Regions from separate parts of the Homo sapiens genome. Here all the other regions are linked to region 1. Evidence: chromatin loops called from intact Hi-C (ENCODE). Cell type or tissue: Calu3. All regions are shown on one strand.

Region 1 (8,000 bases):
GTTGATTCCATGTCTTTGTTATTGTGAATAGTGTAACAATGAACATATAAGTTAATGTGTCTTTTTGGTAGAATGATTTGTTTTCCCTTGGGTATGCATCCACTAATGAGATTGCTGGGTCAAATGGCAACACTATCTTAAATTCTTTGAAAAATCTCCATACTGCTTTCCACGGTGGCTGAACTAATTTACATCCCCACTATGAGCGTATAAGGATTTCCTTTCCTCCACAGCCTCATCAGCATCTGTTGTTTTCTGAGTTTTTAATAATAGCCATTCTAACTGGTGTGAGATGGTATCCTCTTCAAGTTTGGATTTGCATTTCTCTAATGATCAATGATGCTGAGCATTATTTATATGTTTGTTGGCTGCTTGTATGTCTTCTTTTGGAGAGTGTCTGTTCATGTTCTTTGCCCATTCTTTTAAATGAGGTTATTCTTTTTTTTATTGTTGATTTGTTTAAGTTCCCTGTGGATTCTGGATATTGGACCTTTGTCAGATGCACAGTTGGTGAATATTTTCTCCCATTCTGTAGGTTGTCTGTTTACTTTGTTGATGGTTTATTTTGCTGTGTAGAAGCTCTTTTGTTTAATTAGGTCCAATTTGTCTGATTTTGTTTTCATTGTGTTGCTTTTGAGGACATAGGCAAAAATTCTTTGCCAAGGCCAGTGTTGAAAAGAGTATTTCCTAAGTTGTCTTCTAGAATTTTTATAGGTTGAAGTCTTACATTTAAATTGGATCCATTTTGAGTTAGTTTTTGTATATAGTGAAAGATAGGGTTCCAGCTTCAGTCTTCTGAATATGGCTAGCCTGTTATCCCAGAATCATTTATTGAGTAGGTAGTCCGTTTCCATTGCTTGTTTTGGTCAGCCTTGACAAAAATCAGATAGTTGTAGGTGTGTGGCTTTATTTCTGAGTTTTCTAATCTGTATCATTGGTCCATGTCTCTGTTTTTGTACCAGTACCATGTTGTTTGGGTTACTGTAGCTTTATAGTGTAGTTTAAAGTAGGGTAGTGTGATACCTCTGGTTTTGATCATTTTGCTTAGGGTTGCTTTGGCTATTTGGCTATTTTTTTTGTTTCAATTGACTTTGAGAATAGTTTTGCCTAATTCTGTGAAAAATTACATTGGTAGGTTGATAGGAATAGTGTTGAATCTTCAGATTGCTCTGGGCAGTATGGCCATTTTTACAATATTGATTCTTCCACTCCATGAGCATAAAATATTTTTCCATTTATTTGTGTGGTCTCTAATTTCTTTTAGCAGTGTTTTCTAGTTCTTCTTGTACAGATCTTTCACCTCCTTGATTAGCTGTACTCCTAGGTATTTCATTTTCCTTGTGGCTATTGTAAGTGGGATTTTTTCACTCTCCTGAACATTGTTGTTGTAAAGAAATGCTAATGAATTTTGTACGTTGATTTTGTATTTGGAAACTTTACTAAAGTCAGTTATTAGTTCTAGTTCTAGAAGACTTCTGGCAGGGTCTTTAAGATTTTCTAGGTATTGAAACAAATCAGTGAAGAGAGATTAATTTATTCTTTTCCTATTTGGATTTTTTAAAATTTGTTTCTCTTGCCTGATTGCTCTGACTAGGTATTCCAGTACTATTAATAGGAGTGGTGTGAGTGGGCATGCATGTCTTGTTTCAGTTCTCAAAGGGAGTAGTTAGAGCTTTTGCCCATTCCGTAGATGTTGGCTGTGGGTTTGTCATAGATGGTTCTTATTATTTGAGGTATGTTCCTTCAGTGCCTAGTCTGATGAGAGCCTTTATCATGAAGGAAATTTATTTTTATTGAAATCGTTTTCTGCATCTATTGAGATAATCATATGGTTTTTACTTGTAATTCTGTTTATGTGATGTACCACATTTACTGATTTGTCTATGATGAAATAGGCTTGCATACCAGGAATAAAGCCTACTTGATTGTAGCGAATTCACTTTTTGATGTGCTGCTGAACTTGGTTTGCTAATATTTTATTGAAGATTTTCGTGTCTATTGTGTATATATTTATCAAAGATACGGGCCTGAAGTTTTCTTTGTTCATTGTGTCTCTGCCAGATTTTGGTACAGGCTGATGCTGGCTCATAGAATGATTTAGGGAGGAGCCCATCCTCCCCGATATTTTGGAAGAGTTTCAGTAGGATTGGTATCAATTATTTGTATGTCTGGTAGAATTCAGCTGTGAATCCATCTGGTCCAGAGCTCTTGTGGTTGTTAAGATCTTTATTACTGATTCAATTTTAGAACTTAATATTGTTCTAGTCTGGGTTTCATTCTCTTCATGATTCAATCTTGGGAGATTTTGTGCTTTCAGGAATTTCTCTAGACTTTCTAATTTGTATGAATAGAGTCATTCATAGTAGTCTCTGAGGTTCTTTTGTATTTCTATGTGGTTGGTTGTAATACCACCTTTGTCATTTCCTATTGCGTTTATTTGGGTCTTGCCTTTCTTTTTCTTTGTTAATCTAGCTGTGGGGGGGGGGGTCTATAAATTTTATTTAGTCTTTTGAAGAACAAACACTTGCTTTCATTGATCTTCTGTATGAATTTTTACATTTTAATTTTATTCAACCTTTCTCTAATTTTAGTTATTTCTTTTCTTCTGCCAGCTTTGAGGTTGTTTTTTTTTTCTAGTTTCTTTAGGATAGAAACTAGAAAAAAGTTAGAATGTTAATTTGAGGTCTATCTAATTTCTTGGTGAAGGTGTTTATCACTATGAACTTTCCTTTTAATACTGCTTTAGCTGTATCCCAGATATTTTGATAAGTTATGCCCCTATTTTTATTAATTTCAAAGATTTTTTTGATTTCTGCCTTAATTTCAAAGTTTATCCAAGAGTTATTCAGGATAAGTTGTTTAATTTCTATATATCTGTGTAGTTTTAAGATATCTTCTTAATACTGATTTCCATTTTTATTGCACTATGGTCAAACATCTGCTTGGTATTATTTTGATTTTTTTGAATTATTGAAACTTGTTTATGATCTAGCATGTGGTCTTTCTTGGACTATGTTCTATATTTTATTCAGAAGAATGTATATTCTATGGTTATGGGGTGAAATATTTTGTAGATGTCTGTTGGGTCCATTGGTCAAGTGTTGAGTTAAATCCAGAGTTTCTTTGTAAGTTTTCTGCCACAATGATCTGTCTAACGCTGTCAGTGGATTTTTGAAGTTTCCCACCATTTTTGTGTGGTTGTCTGAGTCTTCATGTAGGTCAGGAAGAACTTGTTTTATGAATCTGGGTGCTCCAATGCTGGGTGTGCAGACATTTAGGATAGTTAGTTCTTGTTGGATTATACCCTTTATCATTATGTAATGTCCTTCTTTATGCTTCTTAATTGTAAAAAGTTTAAAGTCTGTTTTATCTAATATAAAACATAGCAATTCCTGCTTTTTAAAATTTTCTGTTTGCAGGGCAGATATTTATTCAACTTTTTATTTTGAGCCTGCGGATGTCATTATGTGTGAGATGGGTCTCTTAAAGACAGTACACTATTGATTCTCATCTTTTTATCCAGATTGCCATTTCATATGTGTTTTAAGTGGGGCGTTTAGCTCATTTACATTAAGGGTTAGTGTTGATATGTGATATTTTTACCTTGTCATCATGCTGTTATATGGTTGTTATGTAGACTTAATTGTGTAGTTGCTTTATAGTGTTTGTGGGATATGTGCTTAAGTGACTATTTGTGGTAGCAAGTGTCATTCTTTTGATTCCAAGTTTAGCACTCCCTTAAGGACCTCTCATAAGTGTGGTCTAGTTGAAATGAATTCCCTTAGCATTTGCTTGTCTGATAAGGATTTTATTTCCCTTCACTTTTGAAGCTTAGTTTAATGAGGTATTAAATTCTTAGTTGGCATGTGTTTTCTTTAAACATACTGAAAATAGGCCCCAATCACTTCTAGCTTGTAAAGTTTCTGCTGAGAGATCTATTGGCAGCCTGATGGGGGTCCCTGTGTATGTGACCTGACCTTTGTCTTTAGGTGACCTTAAGATTTTTTCTTTTGTGTTGAACATGGTCAATCTGACAATTATGTGTCTTGGGGAGGGTCATCTTTTATAGTATATATCCGGGGTTCTCTATATTTGTTGAATTTGCAATCTACCTCTCTAGTGAGATTAGGGAAAATTTCATCAACTATAAACTCAGATATATTTTCCAAGTTGCTTATTCTCTCTCCTTTTCTCTCAGGGATGCACACGAGTCATAGATTTGGCCTCTTTAAATAATGACATGTTTCTTGGAGGTTTTGTTCATTTTATAAAATTCTTTTTCTTTATTTTTGTCTGAGTTAATTTGAAGAACCAGTTTTGAGCTCTGAAATTATTTCTTCAGCTTGATGCATTCTGCTCTTAATACTTCTGTTTGCATTATGAAATTCTTGTATTGAATTTTCAACTCAAGAAATTCAGTTTAGGCCTTTCTTAAAATTACTATTTTGTCTTTCAGCTCTTGAATCATTTTACTGGATTGCTCGGCTTCCTAGGATTTGGTTTCCACTTCCTCCCAAATCTTGATGAGCTTCCTTGCTATCCAGATTCTGAATTCCATATCTGTCATTTCCGCCATTTCAGATTGGTTAAGAACCATTGCTGAAGTCCTACTAAGCTTGTTTGGATGTAAGGGGACATTCTGGCTTTTTGAATTGCCAGAATTCTTACACCGATTATTTCTCATTTGGGAGGGTTGGTGTTGCTTTAACTGTAGGTAAATTGAGTATAGTCAGTTTATTTTACTTCTGAAAGTTTTTATAATGCTCTGTACAGGGTCTTTGTTGTTGAATTCTTGCCCTCGGCTTCCCAAGAGAGAGAAGCAGCTGCTTTTTGCTGTTGTAGTTTGGACTGTGATCCAGTAGATAGCGCTTGTGAGCAATGAGTAGTAGATAGGCTCTTACTCTGTTGCACGAGCCTTTTGTGCATCTTCTGGTTTGCAGCTGTGCTCTGTATTGTGAGCAGGAGAGATGTGACTTTCTCACCGGCTACACTCCTGGGTCACTTCCGATCACTGGCACTGTGTCTGACTTTTTGTTGTTGTTGTTGTTGTTGTTAGGCGTTTCAGAGTGGGGGCTCCCTTAGGTAGAGGTTTTTCAGGGAGACAGGTCACACTCTTACTAGACCAGCCCTGTGGAGGGAGGCACAACCAGGTCCCACAACAGCCTGCAACCTGTGGAACTCACCTCTCTTAGTTTTATGGGGGTGTGGCCTCCTTCCTCCCTCAAGTGCTGGGCAGCGATCCCAACTTAGTATTCCTGAATCACGAGCCAGAGCTCTTAGGCACCAGGACCTGCTCTCAGCTCCCTGCTCCAGATACTTAGGGTTGAGTTCTGGATGTGCTGGAGGATCTGAAAGGCTCCTGGTCTGCTAGGTTGCACTCAGATGGAGCAAAGCATCAGTACCGGGTAGTGGGGGCTGCATTGTGTACATGTTCTTGCAGAGTGGCCAAGCAGGAGCCTGGGAGAGGCTGGCAGGTAAGTAGGCCTATAGGACAGATGTACCCCAACCCTGCAGGGAAGCCAGCCCTGTTTCTTCCAGTTCATCTATTAGCTGGTGCCAAAGTCGCTCAGAGGAAGATGGGGAGCCCTGGGGGATGGCACTTATGGCTGGGTTCCATAGAAGCTGTCCTATGCACAAAGATCACTCCATACCTGCTGAAGCCTTATCTCCACCTAATCTCTGGAACCAGGATACCAGAGGTCTATGGAGAGAGTGGGCAGTCCCCCAGTTCCTTCACTCACCCCTTCTCCAGGACCCATTCAGGGCCAGTAGCCAGCCCTTCCATTTGGGTACCCGACAGGGGTTCCCAGCTTCCTTCCTCTTCAGGCTTGGTGTGTGCATCCTTTTTCCATCCACATTCAGCATTTTCTCTCTGAAAATGTGTTAAAATTATGTTGGTTTAGTCAAAATTCCGGTCCCTCTCCGTGGGAGTGGCACTTCCTGGTTGCATCTAGTCATCCATCTTTCAGAAAACCCTCTTTCATTACTTTTATTTTTTTCTTTTATTTTCTTTCTCCTTTTCTCTCTTCTTTCTTTCTCTTTCCCTTATCTATCATCTATCTTTCTCTCTTTCTCTCTCTTTCTTCCTCCTTCCTTCCTTTCTTCCTCCTACCCTTTATTTTAGTTCCGTGAAACCTCACTCTTCCTTTATTTTTTTTTTTAGGATTTTGAGTCATAGAAAAGTTTTTCAGTCTTCTGTTCTACAGAGGAATTCACCAAAGTTTCCTTTTGATATTATATGGAGTCATTTTATTTTATTATATCAGATACATCTGAATTTTATACTTGGAAGATGTTTGGTGTAATCGAGTTGCCACTGAGTGGCTGTTTGTTTATTATAATGTCTTGGACCTTCATCAAACTCTTTGATCCATACAACTTAATAATTTTGGAATTTCGTAGAAACAGCTGCTTTAAAATATTTTGTGAAAAGAAGTACATGTTGCCACTGTGACTTTCCTAATCATGGGCCTATTGTGCAGTACTGGGGTTGCTGACGATAGAGGGTGACTTACCATCACTGGATAACTGTCTCCTCTGTAATGAATGATCTCAGGTGGAAATTGACGTAAGGTACAACATCTGAGCACTTTGAGCCAAAATACCTCTTCCGTCAAACTGCTTGTCTCGAATCTTTTAATCTATACCAGTGACCAATCAATCATTTACTATTTACCACTGACCAAGAGTCTATATCTTTATTTCAGACCATCCCTCTATATACAATGTAAATGCCGAAGTGCACTACTTATAAATCTGTGTACAGGAAGGATTTGTTCCTTCATTATTTTTCTTTACAGTCACCCCTAAGTGCCACTTAATGCAGCTCCAGTATTTTTTGGTCCCATTAACACATTAAGCTGAACCACCTGCGAACCTGGTCCCAGTTTTCTTTCTCTTTCTTCAACTCATCATAAAGAAAGTTTATGAAGCTATTAGATGCTAAATTTAGAGAGGAGTCAGTGTTAAAGTGAGAAGTGGCATAGGATTCTAGCCACCTATTTGCATAAATTAATTCTGTCCTCTGGACTTACTTGGTGTGATCCCAAAATGTTATTTTCATAGTGTGATAGATTGATGCTGTACCTGTCTCACCTTGTGATATGGTGTATCTGAGAGATCTGAGCTTATGAGAACAGGTGCAGTCACCTAACCTTGTGGTTTATGCTACAAAGAAGAGCCTTGTTCCAAAGCACTGGGGGTATGTATTGTGAATTGCATAAATGGGCTTGCCCTTTACACAGAGCTGTTATGCATCTCAAGACAAGTTCATTACATATGATACATCCACTCCCTGAAATAACACTGTTTGCAACAAAGCTTTTCACCTTCTTGGTAAGAAACATATTTAAAGAAGTATGCTTCTAGATAGACTAGAGAAGTTTTCCTGAATTATCCTATCCAGAATGTTTTCCAGATATTTTAATTTTTCTTCTTTTTCTCCCTCAGGAATGCCTGTTACTATGCATCTAACAAAGGACTAAAATCCAGAATCTACAAGGAACTAAACTCAACAAGAAAAAATAATCTCATTAACAAGTGGGGAAAAGATAGGAACAGACATTTCTCAAAAGAAGATATACAAGAGGACAAGAAACATAAAATAAAATGCTCAATATCACTAACCGTCAGTGAAATGCAAGTTAAAACCACAATGAGATGCCACATCACACCGGTCGGAATGGCCATTATTAAAAAGTCAAAAAACCACAGATGTCGACAAAGATGCAGAGAAAAGGGAGCACTTATACACCGTTGGTGCGAATATGAATTAGTACAACCTCTATGGACAACAGTATAGAGATTTCTCAAAGAAGTAAAAATAGAACCACCATTAGGCCCAGCAATCCCACTACTGGGTATCTACCCAAAGAAAGAGAAATTGTTATATATATATATCTGCACTCATATGTTTATCACTGCACTAGTCGCAGTAACAAAGTCATGGAATGAACCTAAGTTTCCATCAAAAGATGATTGGATAAAGAAAATGTGGAATA
Region 2 (8,000 bases), 1.2 Mb after region 1:
GGAGCTTGCAGTGAGCCAAGATTGTGCCACTGCACTCCAGCCTGAGCAACAGAGTGAGACTCTGTCAAAAAAACAAACAAACAAAACCCCCAAAACTATAAAATCCTTAGAAAATTTAGGCAACGCCATTCAGGATATAGGCACAGGTAAAGATTTTGTCATGAAAATGTCAAAAGCAATTGCAGCAAAAGCAAAAATTGACAAATGGGATCTAATTAAACTAAAGATCTGCACATCAAAAAAAAAAATAAAACAAAAATCCTATCATCAGCGCAAACAGAAAACCTACATAATGGGAGAAAATTTTGCAATCTATTTATCTGACAAAGGTCTAATGTCCTGAATCTTCAAGGAAATTAAACAAATTTACAAGAAAAAAAAAAGACCCCATTAAAAAGTGGGCAAAAGGTATGAACAGAAACTTCTCAAAAGAAGACATTTATGTGGCCAACAAACATGAAAAAAAGCTCAAGATCCCTGATGATTAAAGAAATGCAAATCAAAACCAAAATGAGATACCACCAGTGGTTTCCAGTGCCCTCACAAAAAGGTCAAACAACCTAAACATATACTTTATCACTTAGCAGGAAAATTTTGAGAGTTAAAAGTGTTGCCAGTAAGTAATTATCTGGGGACAAGAGGTGCTATCAATAATTATGATAGGACTGTTCTGGTCAACCAAGACAACATATAATCCTTCTTCTTAGAGATGCTTTAAAATCCAGTGCCTACTTGCCTCTCCCAGCATCAAACCCAAACCACAATGTGCTAATTTACTAACGTAGTGCATGTACTAGCCAGCCATAATGTACTACTATAATTCCCAAAATGTATTTTTTTTTAAATTTTGGCTATTTAGTACTTCACTTCTCTCTAATGATAGCCAACTCCTAATCATCTTTCAGTTCCTTAGATATCACTTCCTCCAGGAAACCCCTGCTTTTACTACTGTTGGCATTCTACCCTTTAGTACACTGACTACACTGTGCTGTAACCAAAGTTTGTTTCTATGCATGTTACCACCTGTGACCCCTGTTGGATTCCTTGAGAGCAGACTGTGGTAGCCACCGTTTTATCCTCCACTCCTGAAAAAAGAGGTCCCATAGAGTAAGCATTTCATCAGTGTTTGTTGAGCAAATAAACAAATCTATTTTCTTCTTGTCACTTCTCTTTGTGTTCTTCATTATTAAATGGGTAAAATAAGAATTGTGCCTATTTAATAGGATTTTTGTGGAATTTTTTTAGTACAATATACAAAAAATGCTTAGTGATTATCTGACAAAAAGACCATCTCAGTAAATTTTAGCAGTTATTATTCCTCGTGCTTAGATCAAATATATAACATGATATTTTTGCAAATTATTTTCGTGATCATTTTCAGTCAGATCTATTTTATCTCACAAATTTTGTGCTTCTGTTTTAGATAATTCTCTCACCATTTGACTTGTAATTAGTGTAAAATAATCTGTCTTTCCCAGTAAGTTTTGAGTTCTTTGATAACAGACTCTCATCTCATTCACTGTGGATTTCCAGTGACAGACACAACACAGGCATTGAATCAAACATCAGTGGAATATCTTATGTTTAAAGAAAATTGAAGACTGAAGACATAGAATTGTGGGGTTCCTCATTGCAAGATAAAGTTGACAATGACTTTTTTTAAACTCCTGGTAAATAGATCATATTTACTTTGAAAGATTTTTTGTTGTTGTTGTTGTTTGTTTGTTTGCTTGCTTGCTTGTTTTAAATAGTGGGAAAGTCCTAAGGCATTCAAAAGTAAAATAGTATTTTAGATTGTTGACATACTCTAGAAAGACTTTTCCTTCAATTTCTAATGCAGGCAACTAGCCATATACCTCATTTGAATTATTATTTCCAAATAATTCAGATGACAGTAGATTTGGAGGAATCTAAGAGCCCTTAAAAAACATCATTCCAAATTCTTTAATTTTAGAAATGAGGAATTACACATATAGAGAAGCTAAGTAACTTTGAAATTCTAATTGGCAATAAAAAATCTGGGGAAATGCAATCACTAGCTATTTATCCCAATAGTTAATGTCCTCAAAATCATCAGTAATTTAGATGAAACTGTCAGTTCAATGTATTCTAGATGCAGTATAGGTTTAATGGAAAGTCTGCTTGAATTATATCCCATTTTATTGATGTTTCACTAATAAGTGTTCCAATGGACATAACAAATTCACCCTCAAACTTGAAATTTTTCCCTTGTTAAAATACTCCAGTTTAATTATGTTTAATTTAAAGTTGGAGTTTTAGGACTGCTGCTCATGGCTAGACATTGATTTTACCTGCATTAAGGAAATTCGATTACCTTGAATCATTTATATATATTTGTAAATCACGAACGGTGCTTTTCTGATGTTTGGGACTAATTATTTCCATGAATACAAACGTCAGCAATATGAAAAGCAAGTTGTGGAATGAAACAAACAAGTGGCACCAGAAAATATTGCCTGCATAATCCATTGTGTTCTTTATAACCAAATGCCATTTGAAACCGTGCACTGATGCAGATGGCAAGATAGAATTTAGACTTTATGTAGTAGATAATATAATTTTATTTTGCTTCATTTTATTTCTGAATACTATATCTGAATAAACAAGCACATTAGTAAATGTGTGACAACATCTACCTTATTTATGTTTTTGTTTAGCCAGTGAACCATAGGCAGTAAGTGATTGTCCTTAACTTTTGTTTTTTGGTTAGAGGAGAATAACATAAGTAGTAACACGTGAATTGTTACAGGGTGAGTTATGCTTTGCAAAATACATTCTTAATCAGATAATTTGGTAATTATAACACAGACTCCAAAGTGTTGCAAAAATAAACTATCACTTTAAAAAGAGCTTAATGCAATGCTGGGTACTTACTCATGAACTGATAATTTAACAAAATTTACCAATGGAAAGCAAGCTTTATTATTGTTAGTAAATAGTATGCTCTATGAAAGAGAAGCTGAAAAGTGCTCACTTTATCTCAATACATTATTTCCCTTAAAAACGATACATAAGGAAAAAACTCTTTGTTAAACACTGAAACAACTGGAACCAAAACAAGTTTTATGAAATTAAGTGGACAGAATTGTTCCCTAATGCTTTAGTTGGGAGTTGTTTTTTTTTTTGGTTTGTTTGTTATTGTTTGTTTTGTTTTGTTGTTTTGAGACGGGGTCTTGCTCTGTCCCCAGGCTGGAGTTCAGTGGCACGATCTTGGCTCACTGCAACCTCCGCCTCTGGGATTCAAGCAATTCCCCTGCCTCGGCCTCCCAAGTTGCTGGGACTACAGGTGCACGCCACCACGCCTGGCTAATTTTTTGTATTTTAGTAGAGATGGGGTTTCATCATGTTGGCCAGGATGGTCTTGATCTCCTGACCTCATGATCTGCCCACCTCAGCCTTCCAAAGTGCTGGGATTACAGGCATGAGCCACGGCACCGGGACTAGTTTTTTTTTTTTGTTTTTTGTTTTTGTTTTTAATAAGAATAGTTGGTTGGCACTCGTAAAGGTCTCTATTGGTATTGTTGTTATTAAACGAAACACAGATAAACTGTTTAATTTTAAGATTTGTTAAAATATTTTTGTAGTACTTCCCTAGTTGCTATAGGAGCTGAAAGATAGAATATTTGTTGTGGAATTTGCAAACTAGTTGAGGCAATAAAATAGTGCACATAAAATGGCAATTACAGCAAAAGAAAACTATGACATTAAGTGCCTTAATTGTGCTGGTAATTATCAAAAGGCAATGATAATCAGCCACAATGTCCAACTGGCATTCTGTCAGCCAGCACTCTCCTGCAGAAACAGAGGGGTATGGTAGGTTCTCACTTGATGCCAATTCAACCTAGGCTAGAAATGACACCAAGAAATGGGCGGGGAAATAGTTGCAGAAGTGATGAGACTAGCTCTGCTTCTTGATGCCTTGCCACCCTTTCCAGAATTCAAAAGCACGTTAACCATCATATGGAAGAACACCTTAATTTAGTTCAAACCATGAGGGAAAAGAGTGAGGCATTAGTGAAAAATATCATCTCATGTAAATGTAGATATCTTGCTTACTTACTTAAAGAGGTTGTGCTTCCTATACTCACAGTTCCTCAAAGCATAATTGTAACGAGACTGGTGGTTTAAAATTTGCCAGTTTCTTTGTAATTGCATGGACTTTGCTGAGTCTCTAGGTATGATGAGCACAGTAATTTGAAACTGTAACCTGAGATTAAGGCAAATGATGCTTTCTAATAGAAAAAGCTGAAACTAGTGTGATGAGCAGTAATGTCTTTAAAATTAAATTTTGTATTGGGTAAGTAAATAAATAAATAAAAGAATGAAAAATAGGAATATCTCAATATGTTTATTATTCCTTAAGTTTTTGGATAGTGTAATATTAGTGTTGAAATAATTATTTCATATACGATCAAATATGTGTGTATATAGAAACACAAATATTGACATACATACTTACATATAGGTAGATGAGATGGATATATAGATAATTATATTGGGTAGAAAGATTAAAAAATAGCTTCATGTGGGGCATTATCCCCAAAATAAGTATCTAGGTAATGTACTTGTGAAATCAGTGTGGTCTGTGATTACCATCTAGTGGCAGTGTCCTTGAATTGCAAATACTCAGTGCCAGTAGGAAACCCAAAGGGGATTATTTGGCCCATTCAACCCATTTTCTTGATGTAATGAATTATTATGAAACATCAGCAACCACACACCTACTATACAATATATAATAGAGTTATATATTGTAAACACATTTTCACAAAATGGATGATTTCTACATGAAAGTTATTTAAATAAGGCTAATTGAAAAACATTTTAATTGAGTTTTGATAGCAAAATCAAAATTAGGCTTGAGAGGAAAACAATTGAAAAAAATTGAGAGGAAAACAATATGTTTAAGTTGAATTTGATTACAGATAGTATAGTTTACAAATAATAGAGTTTAGGAACTAAAAGTCCTGTGTATACTTTGACAATGGAGTTGGTCAATATTAAAATGTGTACATTTGGCTAAATAAAAATAGGCAGTGTTTGTGTTGAGATTTGAAGTTCAGACTAAACAGCACTGTAAGGGTAAAACATTTTTTAGCATGATAGAATGAGGACATAAAAATGTGACCATATAGCTATATTGGTTATGTTGTTATGGGAGAAGATAAATTAGGAATTGTTTGCAATAATTTATAAGGTATGAGCACTGGTATTTCAGTAATTGTTGAGAAAATGCAAAGAAAGGGAAGAATATGTAAGCTTTGTCAAGAAAGAGGTAAAAATACTTGTCAAATTTGGCAGCGGAAACTTAAAAACTGAAGGTGTCTTTAAGGTTTTCAGTATGAAGATCTCAGAAACGATGGCGGTATTTTAAAAAGTATTTGAAAAATTAAAATTAAATATTACAGACCTTTGTTATAGGGTATCAATCTCATAAAAGATGTACCCATTTCTAAGGAATTTTTCTATAGTATGTCATTCAATCCTTCCAACTCTTCCTCCATTTTTAACCTGGGAGGCAAGGCAGGAATCAGGTTCAAATATATTACATCATTTTCCCAAGACTTTATTGCTAATATGTGGCTTCATTTGACCTCCAGACCCATCTACTCTAAAATTCATGATATTTTCCTTCTCTATGAAACTGATTGTTTGTTGTTTGGCATCTTGACAGATTTTTTTTTATAATTTATTTTTTTCGAGGTGGAGTTTTGCTCTTGTTGCCCAGGCTGGAGTGCAATGGCACAGTCTTGGCTCACCACAACCTCTGCCTCCTGGGTTAAAGTGATTCTCCTGCCTCAGTCTCCCGAGTAGCTGGGATTACAGGCATGTGTCACCATGCCTGGCTAATTTTGTATTTTTAGTAGAGACGGTGTTTCTCCATGTTGGTCAGGCAGGTCTCGAACTAACGACCTCAGGTGATCTGCCCACCTCAACCTCCCAAAGTGCTAGGATTACAGGCATGAGCCACTGCACCCGGCCAACAGAATTTTTTTAACTAAGTTAATGTGAAGATTCTACAATATATTTATCTATCAATTAAAAATTATGTGAGACCTTATATTACTAGAATTCAGAAATTGTGAAGTTTACTAGGTTGTTTGCTATATATAATGAAAGATGTTTGTACTAAAAATATACCTAAAAAAATCAAAATAAGAGAATACCAAAATACATTTATATATGATAGTCCTTTTTTTAAAACTGCGTCAATGTAATAACTGAAAGGTAGTTTGCTCAAGTTTGCAGTGCATTGTGACAGTGTAAGTCTTTTCTATCATTAAAGATTCAGTATGAACACATTGATGCAACCTGTCTGATACTGAAAGAAGGGGCACATGGCAGTCTGAGTGCAGAGAGAACACAGTGGTCTCCTTCAATCCTCACATTATCACTGTTTCTGATTGTTTATGTTTATTCATAGGTAATAATGTCTTTTATCTCAATTATAATTTTAATTTGGAGCTAAGATAGGTAAACTCCAAAACATATTTTTAATAATATTGTGTATTCTATAATTATTAAGGGTGTTTCCTTTCATTTTCAAAAGTGTCTTAGTTTGCATGATAAATTATATTGTCACCTTAGACCAGGGGTTCTTGGACAGAGACATGACAATCTGGTAAAATTTATGAACCCTTTTGAGAATAATGTTTTGTGATTACAAAGAGAAGAAAACAGAATAGAGTTATCAAACTATTTTAAAAAGTCAATTTGTGAAGCAGTAGTCATTGTGCTCCTTTGCCAACTCATTAAATAACAAGATCTAGGGATAGTTAATAACTATCTTAATTTAAAGAAGACATGAACTAAACAATGTTTCTATACAGCTGTATCAACTGTAATGTGAGATCACAATATTTACAATTTCTATTGATGAAGAAGTCCCAGGTACTACTAATTCTACTGTAGCTTATGGTCTGCATTTAGTCTAAATAAAATGTTAATTTTCAGTTCTCTAAAAGTTATGATTTATTCTTTTCTTAATCCAAATGTGCATATTCAGCTAATTAAGAACCCCTAGATACACTACATTGGTGCTTTATATGTTTTCTCCAACACTAGAATTTGAGCTTTTTAATCACACACATTATATTCATCTTTGCGCCTTTGGTAACAAATGTAAAGGATAAAACATCTGAAAAGTTTGATAAATGGATAAATAGATACCACAAACAATAAAATCAGTTAAAAAGCAAGGATCTGCAAAATTTTTCAGGAAAAATTCCATAATAGCAAATTTAGTATAGAAAAGTCTCCAAATGAAAGCCTGAACTAGTGGTGTGAGATGTAATAACATGGACACAAAGATGAACTTTACATAGACTGGGACTTGTGCTAGAGTCCACTTTTTTGGGAGAGATATGACCTTTTAGTGTCCTGAGCGACTTAAAAGCTGACAGAGGCCAATCCGGACCACACAGTCTTTGAAATGACATCTTGGTAATCTACAGTATTATTAGATCCAGGATATTAAAAGCTAGGTCAAAGGACAGTTCTGACAAAGAAAAGACTCTCATCCTTTTGTTCCATAATCCCTTCCTATTTCCAGTCCCATTCTTACATGCAGAAGTACACTCTGAAGAGCATAGGCAGTGTTATCAGAGAAGCTACTGCGATGTTTGTTCTTTGCCTGGAAGTCTTTGTTCCATAATCTCTTCCTATTTCCAGTCCCATTCTTACATGCAGAAGTTCCCTCTGAAGTGCACAGGCAATTTTATCAGAAAAGTTACCATAATGTTTGTTCTTTACTTGGAAATCTTTGTTCCGGAGATCTCATCACATAGTTTTTCCTTTCTGAGCTCTCAGCAGTAAGTTCTATGCCTTGTTGTTTTGGCATCTCCATCAAGTCTCCCATCAATGGATTGAAAATATAAACTAGGTGAAAAATGCATTCTTTGTTTTCCCACTACCTACTCAGAGGTCTACCTGGTGTTTGTAGAGCAGGGAAAGAATATGTACATATGCCATGTATTTCA
Region 3 (8,000 bases), 200 kb after region 1:
AGAAAACTAGATACAATTAAAAAGAGGAAACAACATTTCTAAAATAAAATTACAATAAATGAAATTAAATAATCAGTGGATATAGTTAACAGTGAATTAAGCATAGCTGAAAACTTAATGATATGTCAGATGATGTCTCTATACTTTAGTATGGGGAAGGAAAAAAAGGATGCAAAAAGAAAAAAAAAGAAAAGCAGAAAAGAGTGTAAGAAACACCTAGTGGCTAAGAATTTTCTTAAACTGATCTTTAAAAATCCATAGATTTGGTCGGGCGCGGTGGCTCACACCTCTAATCTCAGCACTTTGGGAGGCTGAGGCGGGTGGATCACGAGGTCAGAAGACAGAGACCATCTTGGGTAACACGGTGAAACCCAGTTTCTACTAAAAATACAAAAAATTAGCCAGGCATGGTGGCGGGCACCTGTAGTCCCAGTTACTAGGGAGGCTGAGGAAGGAGAATGGCGTGAACCCAGGATGAGGAGCTTGCAGTGAGCCGAGATGGCGCCACTGCACTCCAGCCTGGGTGACAGAGCAAGAGTCTGTCTCAAAAAAAAAAAAAAAAAAAAAAAAAAAAAAAAAAATCCACAGATTTAAGAAGTGCTACCGAGCTAAGAAAGAGATATGAAGATATGACTGTAAAATCAGAGATTCATAGAATCCAATATTTTATCCATTATTCAAATTTTAGAACTAATTCCAAAATGCAGGCAATGGACATGCTTCTGTGAAGCAGAAAGTCATCTGAGACATGAAATGCAGGCTTCAGGTTCATCATCCCCACAGCGGAAATTACTTTTTGAAACCTAGACTAGATGAGGTTTGTAAGAAGGTAAGTGGGATGTCACTTCCCCTCACTTAGTGGATAATGATTAGCTTATCAATATCCCAATTTTATACTGAAGCTTGTGGGAGTTGAACCCACTAAGCTATAGATTCTAGGTTTATTTACTTCCTAAAATCATTAGTCAGAAATACTCTGTTTAGAACCTTCCATAGATAAGGACCCTGGTCACAAATTTCATAAGTCTACTAACCCTTAGGTTCACTTGAATTTATGTTGTCAAAGGAGTAGAATGAACCATCTTGTTTGTTTCCTGTGGGTGCTTCCTTCCAGTAAGAGTAGCAAATATATGACACAGGCCATTAAGACATAAGTGATCACTAGAATTTGTTTTACAAAGGGGAGGAGAAATTTCCCCTACAAAACATGTAAATTGTTATTTATAATCCTTCATGGGTATACTGATATTCTTTTGTAAGTTGAGTTACAATTTATCAACTGTTACACATAATTATTGAAACTTTTATATGTTGGAGGCATTCTATTGGGTATGTAATCTTCATAAGGCCAAACTCACTTCAGTTGGTTTCTACAGACATTATAGCAATTCAAGACTTAATCTTAGCGTCCAAAATATTTTCTTATCCTGAGGTTATGGTATGCACAACTCAGATTTTCAGGCGAAATAACTTAAAACTCTGTTACCAGGTTTCTATGACAAATAGATTAGTATTTTTCACACTATATGTCAGTTAAGATTACAGCAATATATTTCATCATTTCCCAACAGAAGCAAATTTTTCCATATTAGCAATGACGGGAGTGTGAACAGAGACTTTTTTTCAGCTAATCCTATATTCTATCTGGTTTGTGGACATATCTATATTCCAGATAGCATTGTATAGGTTTTTCATGGACACCAGCTTCTGTGTCATCATAATTATGTAACACTGTCCATCTATCCCCCAAGAAATTACACTGAGTGGTTCCCTTTTCCTTCATTTCTATCCTCTTGCACAACAAGTTCCAGGATATAGGTAATAGCATAAAATAAAAAGAAGATGCAAATCATTCCAACTTGAGGTGTTTGAGTCATTGGAAAACAATGAAAGCCATAGTATTCGTGATGACTTACCAAAACCTAAGGTTACCAAAGTTTCCCCGTAGGTATATGTCTTTGACTTGGCTCTGTAAGGCCCTTTACCAGAAAGCTTTCCAAAAAAAATCAAATTTCATTGTGATTTGAATATCTAATAGTTATCCCTGGGGGAGGTTAGGACTACTCCCAGAATAGTTCAGAAGTGAAAATACAATCATTATTGATCATTCTATTCTATTAAAATGGTGTTATCTTTCTATTGTGAGAGCCGCTTCTAATTCCCTTTAGTTTAAAAAGTTTTCCCTTCAAAAAGCCTCTAGTAATATTTTTTAGCCTCATTTAGTATAGCATGACTAACTCCTAACGTCTTCACTAAACTCTTGCTATCTCCTGGGCAGCTGCTGAACAAGTTACCTCATATTCTGTTTCATTGTACATTTAAACAACCGTACAATTTAGGAAAATGATCTGAACATCCAAACATTGGATATCTAACAACTGTCAATGGTTTTTTTTCTACCTCCAAATATAGCTTCAGCTGGGTATACTAAAAGGCTTCCCATAAAAGTTTTTTTTTTTTTTTGTCTGCTTCTGGAGGGAAAATATCTATCCTGTCAGATCTCACAATCACATCCATGCCTAACATCTTTGAAGTTATTCAGGTTCCATTTCGATTTTATTTAGATGAAATCCATGAAATTCACTTTTAACTTAATCAAACGATCATACAAATTGGGACATACTCAACAGGCAGCCACAGTTTGCTTTATATCACACCCAGGCAGCTGTTTGAATCATATATTGTCTTGATTTATGATCTCAAGGATGACAGAAGATCAACTCCACAGCATCTTTCACTTTATCCCATTGACTTGACCTTGAGTCATCAGAGTGTGCTACATACCGTCTTTTCCTCAGATTCACCAGGTAGAATTTCTACTGAAGATCAGTAGAAATCCAATCTCCTTTCTCCAGAGGTAACCAGTTTAGGATTTCTCTCAGCACTGGCTATTACTCAGTACCAGATCTAAGAAAGAGCACTGAGTTTATTCTCTTGCTCTGCAAGGCTAATATGGGGAATTATGTAACTACATCCTTCCTTGGGATTAGATTAACTTGTGACTGTCTTTGCCATCTACATGTCTTCTCCCCTTTTTCCACATTTATTACCTGTTTTGACCCAGACTTTTTCCCCATAATTGGAGTTTCTATTTCAGCATAGGTGCTACATATCTGGTAAAATAACAAAAACAAACAACAACAACAAAAAAGAAATAACAAAACAGGCAGTGTTATTTGGCAATGGAGCTGCCTTGATGCTTCAAGGCAGTAAAGATACTGCTCACCTACAAAATGCCTTTAGGAATACGAACAAGCAACTTCGAAGTAATCAATATTGTGTCTTGAGTATTGATTTCAGCTTTTCTGATAAAGGTAAGTTTAACCTTGAGCATAGAACACTGTACCAAACAAAAAATTGTTATATGTGTAGGATGCACAGTTTAGGAATTAGATCTCCATTTGTCACTTTCTGTTCAAAACACGCTTCCATTGTGAAACAAAGATTTTAATTATTCATTCTAATTTTCAATGAGGCTTCTGCTCTGAGATTGTTAAGTAAAATTTGTGTAATATTGTTTCCCTGTTTTTTTTCTATTTTCTACTTTCAAAACAGTGAAATGCATACTGTACCGTGATTCAGAGAAAAATATCCAGATGGGCTAAATTGATAGCTAATTCTTTATTTGAAATATTTACTTGTTTTCATGGTGTTGCTCCAGACAACATGAGTGAACTCTACAGGAAAATAGAGTTTGATCCCAATTAATACTCACATATCATATTTTCTGCCTACTGATAGAGGTCTATAGTCATCCATTAATACAATCTGGTTTGACCAACACCCAGTAAGACTCTAGCCATGTTTTACTTTTGGCTTTTAACAGCAGCTTCCTCAGGCATTTTTGGAGTAAAAATACTAAGAGGTATTCACTGAGCATCCCATTTCAATATATACCACAGATGCTGGTCTGCAATGTTGCAGTTGCAGATATTTCTAATGTCAACTAAACAATTGAATCATAAAGTTTTATGTAGACTGTGCCACTAATCTCCACCAGTCTTTTAATGATTATTTTTCTTTAGGACCTCTCTTAAATTCAGATATTTTTTCTATTGATTTTGTGAACAGGGCTTGGAAGGATTCTTAAATAAAAAATATTATCTTTTCAAAACCTGGAAAATGGGTAGTCTCTGAGCTTCATGTTGATTGGCAGAATCTGTGCAAGAGAACAATGTAATTCTCACAATTTGAAGAATACGTCTGGTTGATCCAGTCCACTTAATTCTGAGAAAGTCCACAGACTGGATCGGGTCTTGGATTTTAGCTGGATTCATTGACTGGGCTATATTTGTCATATGGACAACTACAGTCCTTAACTCTTCCTGAGCTGAGCAGACCCTGTCATAAATGGGTTTCTGTTCCACATGAATGAAAATTGTGCTTGACTGTCCTCCTGCATTAGAATGGAAGATAAGTTATTATCCAGGTTTTCAAGGGCATGCCAGTTCCCCTTCACCTATTGTTGCTTCATAGGCTCTACTGCATCAAATACAACAGAAGCAATCAGAGGAACCGTATTGTTTAATCTTTAATAGTCTATCAAATCCCAGGAAACATGTTCCTTGTGCATTGGCCAGAAGGAGTTATTTATATGGGAAGTTAGTGAAACCCCTGTTTCACCCATTCCCTTAAACGGAGCAGTGATCTCTTGTTATTCTCTTGAAATTCTGTTGTGCTTAATATTTACTTCTTTAGAGGGCACTGGTAATTTTCACCTAACATGTCTAGTTAAAACTGGAAGACAAGTTTATGTAATCATCCCATGACATGAATTGGTCAATTGAATTTGAGTAAATTCTCTGCACACTACCCCAGAGCAGAGGTGCCTTCCCCTTTATGTCTGTTATGAGAATGGACATGTCTCATAAATAGAGCTTCTTTTCTCTGGTTCCCTGAATGTGAAGACCCAGAGCGCCACCTGGCATGGAGTCATAGCTCATCTACAGCCTACCTATAATTTGAGCAACACGTATAGCTTTCTGTTGAAAGCTACTGAGGTATTGGGGCCATTTGTTGCTATAATGGTATTGATTAATACACTATCTTATGATAAATCTCAACAAATAGAGATAACAAAGGCAAACATTTCCTGGAAACTAATAGTTTCCCTGGATTATTCTAAATATATTGATTGCATTGATGAACCACATGTCTTATCTTCCTTGGTATGGTGATGCTAAGTTTTCTATTACTGCTATAACAGATTACCACAAATTTCGCGACTTAAGAAAACTCTGCAAATTTATTATTTCACAGTTCTGTAGATTGGAAGTCCAACAGAGATCTCACTGGGCTAAGATAAAGATAACAGCAGGTGGCGTTACTTTCTGAAGACTAGGAAAAAATCTATTTCATTGTGTTTTTCCAGCTTCTAGAGGTGGTGATTTACTTGTCTCATGGCTTTGTTCCTCCATCTTCAAAATCAGCAAAGTGGGGCTCAATACTCATGCTGCTATCTCTCTGGTTCTTGGACTCTCTCTCCAGCTTTTATATTCTAATTTCAAGAGCTTTTATGATCACATTATACCTATAAGGATAAATCAGGATAATCTCAATGTTTTTTACTTAGTCACACCTGCAACACGCTTTTTCCATGTAAGCTAACACATTCACAGGTTCCAGAGAGTAGGAAGTGGACATATTTGAAGGGTCACTATTCTACCTATTACAATACCATTGTCTCACGTTTTCTCCTTCATTGGAGCAAAATGGTTATTAATATATGGTCCCCAATTCATCTGGAGTATCAGTAATATGTGTGAATAGAAATACCTTGAAATTTGACCTCCTATACAAAATGTTCTCCATCTTTGTCATAACTTCTAAAAGATCTAATGAGTTAATCTAGTTCATTCTCTGCTTGGCTGACCCATGATGACTCACCTTTGTTTGATTTTGCATTTTAAACATCTTTTAATAATGAATTTCCTTTAACTGTTCCAATCCAAATTTTAAAGCTTTAGGGATATAAAACTTCATTTTCTCATAAAAATCTCATTCTTTTCATGAGTCTACAATAAATATAAATATTACTTTTAGTGCTAACTAAACACTGATGTGTTAATGTTTTATGTAGCTATATATATTAGATATCCTTTCTAAATATCCATCATTCTCTGTTACTGAAAGACTTTGTATTGCTTCTGCGGCCTGAGCCCCAATGATAACAAACCCCAGTGGATTCTTCTGCATTTTACTGAGCCAGTGTCTTTGACATTGATGGCTTACTGGTCAGCACAGGGAAACGACTGACAGGCTTATACACTTGTGGAACCTGATGAATACAGCATATGCCACAAAAGTCAATGCTGTTAATAAAGTTGGCATTATGCAGTAATGCGCAAATCTATGTATCGCAACATAGGATTAAACATTTTAGATTGAGACAGAGGCTGCTGATACTGATGGAATCGGCTTGAGAAACTCGTCAAAATTAGAAGGATTAGATACTAATTACTGGAAGAAAATGAAAAAGATCCATCATAATCACTTGCTGGTACTCTTATTTTAACTATACTGTCTTTCTCCCTCAATTCTAATCCTTATTTATTTACAACATAAATGTATGCTTTTATATACCCTAAGACTTATCTAATTACTTGTAAATAAAAGTCTGTCTTTTCCTCAGTGCCTTTTTGGGAAACCAATTGGTGTATATTGCATTAGCTGACCTCTCACATATTGAGTCTTAAATCAATTATAGTTATTATCATTACTGTCTCATCTTCTTCTATTTCTTCTAGGATATTATTATATTAATTTGACTGCTTATTTTCATGTTAATGCTATAATCATCTAAATGCTTTTCCTCCTCCCTATAAATACCTTATGGTTTCTTTAATGAAAATGAGAACAACAACAACAACAAAAAAAAAAAAAAAAAAGGGAAAGAAAGACTTCTACTTCTGTCCGTTAAGTATTAGCTGTTAGGAAATTTGCCATTTTGCCACAAACAACTGGGAAAAACAAACAAAAACTCAAGCAAGAGTTTTCAGACATTGACCAACAGGCAGTGCAGGGCTATAAACCCTGACAAAAAGAAAGGGAGCCCTATTATTTTACCAGATTTCTTCCCAGCTTCATTTTCCAAGGGATAGCTCAGGACTGGAGAATCGCAACAGCTTGGGAATCAGAATTTGAGAGGCTGATGAAGAATTCCTGACAAAAGGTTTGGAAAGGAGGAAGCTACATAAAGAGAAAGAAAAAGAGCTATGGAGACTTATATTGAATCTTTGGATGGTGAAAGGTGCAAATGTGAGAGGACAGGAAAGAACTGGTGGAAACAAAGGCCAAATAATCCACATCAGGCTGGAAGTTCACTTCTCAGCAGCAAGGTTGGAGAGTTCTATGTCGCACAGAGATTGGGCATAAAGACTTGCTCTTGAGGTGAGGCCAAATAGTCCTAAAGATGGCTCTGGGCCTGCGATAAAAAAAGCCTAACAGTGGGGCTCCAAAGAGGAAAATTGATCCTCAAATTGCATAACAGTGTGCCAGATCAAAATTCAAAAGTATTTTAATAAAATTCAAAAAAATGCAGGACTCAGCAACCAAAATCCACAATATGAGATGTCCAGTCAAAAGTTATACCTTAGTAAACTTAACAAAAAAAGTACTACCCTGTCAAATAGGTAGAAATATATAACCTATTTTATCAGTAGAGAACTCAGTCAATAGAATCAGATGAAAGACTAACAGATACTTTAACAAATAGATAATTTTCTTAAAATGGCTATTATAGGTTTTAAATGTTCAAGAAGGTAGAAGAATTCTTGGACATGGTGAACAGAAAAATGAATAACTTATTAGTTTCCTGTGGCTCCTATGACAAATTACCACAAACTTGGTGGCTTAATACAACAGAAATGTATTCTCTCGCAGCTCCAGTGGGCAGAGTCTGAAGTCAGTTTCACTGAGCCAAATTCAAGGTGGGGCTACACTCCCATAAGAGGTTAGAGGATAATCTGTTCCTTGTCCTTTCCCATATCTGAAGACTCCTG

What was found. A loop is a pair of places that touch in the nucleus more often than their neighbours do. Peaks named below come from ENCODE experiments on the same cell type or tissue, not always from the same donor. Only the 100,000 strongest peaks of a DNase experiment are listed, where the experiment ranks them.
Region 2: it touches region 1 in a loop (8-fold over the local background); 11 of 110 quality-filtered maps call a loop at or near these places.
Region 3: a loop joins it to region 1, with 18 times the contacts of the local background. A loop is called at or near these places in 5 of 110 quality-filtered maps.

What each region holds. Positions count from the first base shown.
Region 1 is chr4:170,986,288-170,994,287 of GRCh38, forward strand. LOC124900869 (a long non-coding RNA gene) reads left to right here. Exons shown (of 2, transcript XR_007058486.1): 2 at 7,450-8,000. Among named protein-coding and RNA genes, the nearest start is that of LINC02431, 50 kb to the right of the region's middle. In Calu3, no CTCF peak of the experiment used is centred here; a DNase peak (open chromatin) is centred at 4,874.
Region 2 is chr4:172,198,043-172,206,042 of GRCh38, forward strand. The region is part of intron 2 of GALNTL6 (polypeptide N-acetylgalactosaminyltransferase like 6); the gene reads left to right. Among named protein-coding and RNA genes, the nearest start is that of GALNTL6, 390 kb to the left of the region's middle. In Calu3, no CTCF peak of the experiment used is centred here; no DNase peak of the experiment used is centred here.
Region 3 is chr4:171,181,994-171,189,993 of GRCh38, forward strand. MIR6082 (microRNA 6082) reads left to right here and starts at 4,191; the gene lies at 4,191-4,299. In Calu3, no CTCF peak of the experiment used is centred here; a DNase peak (open chromatin) is centred at 4,918.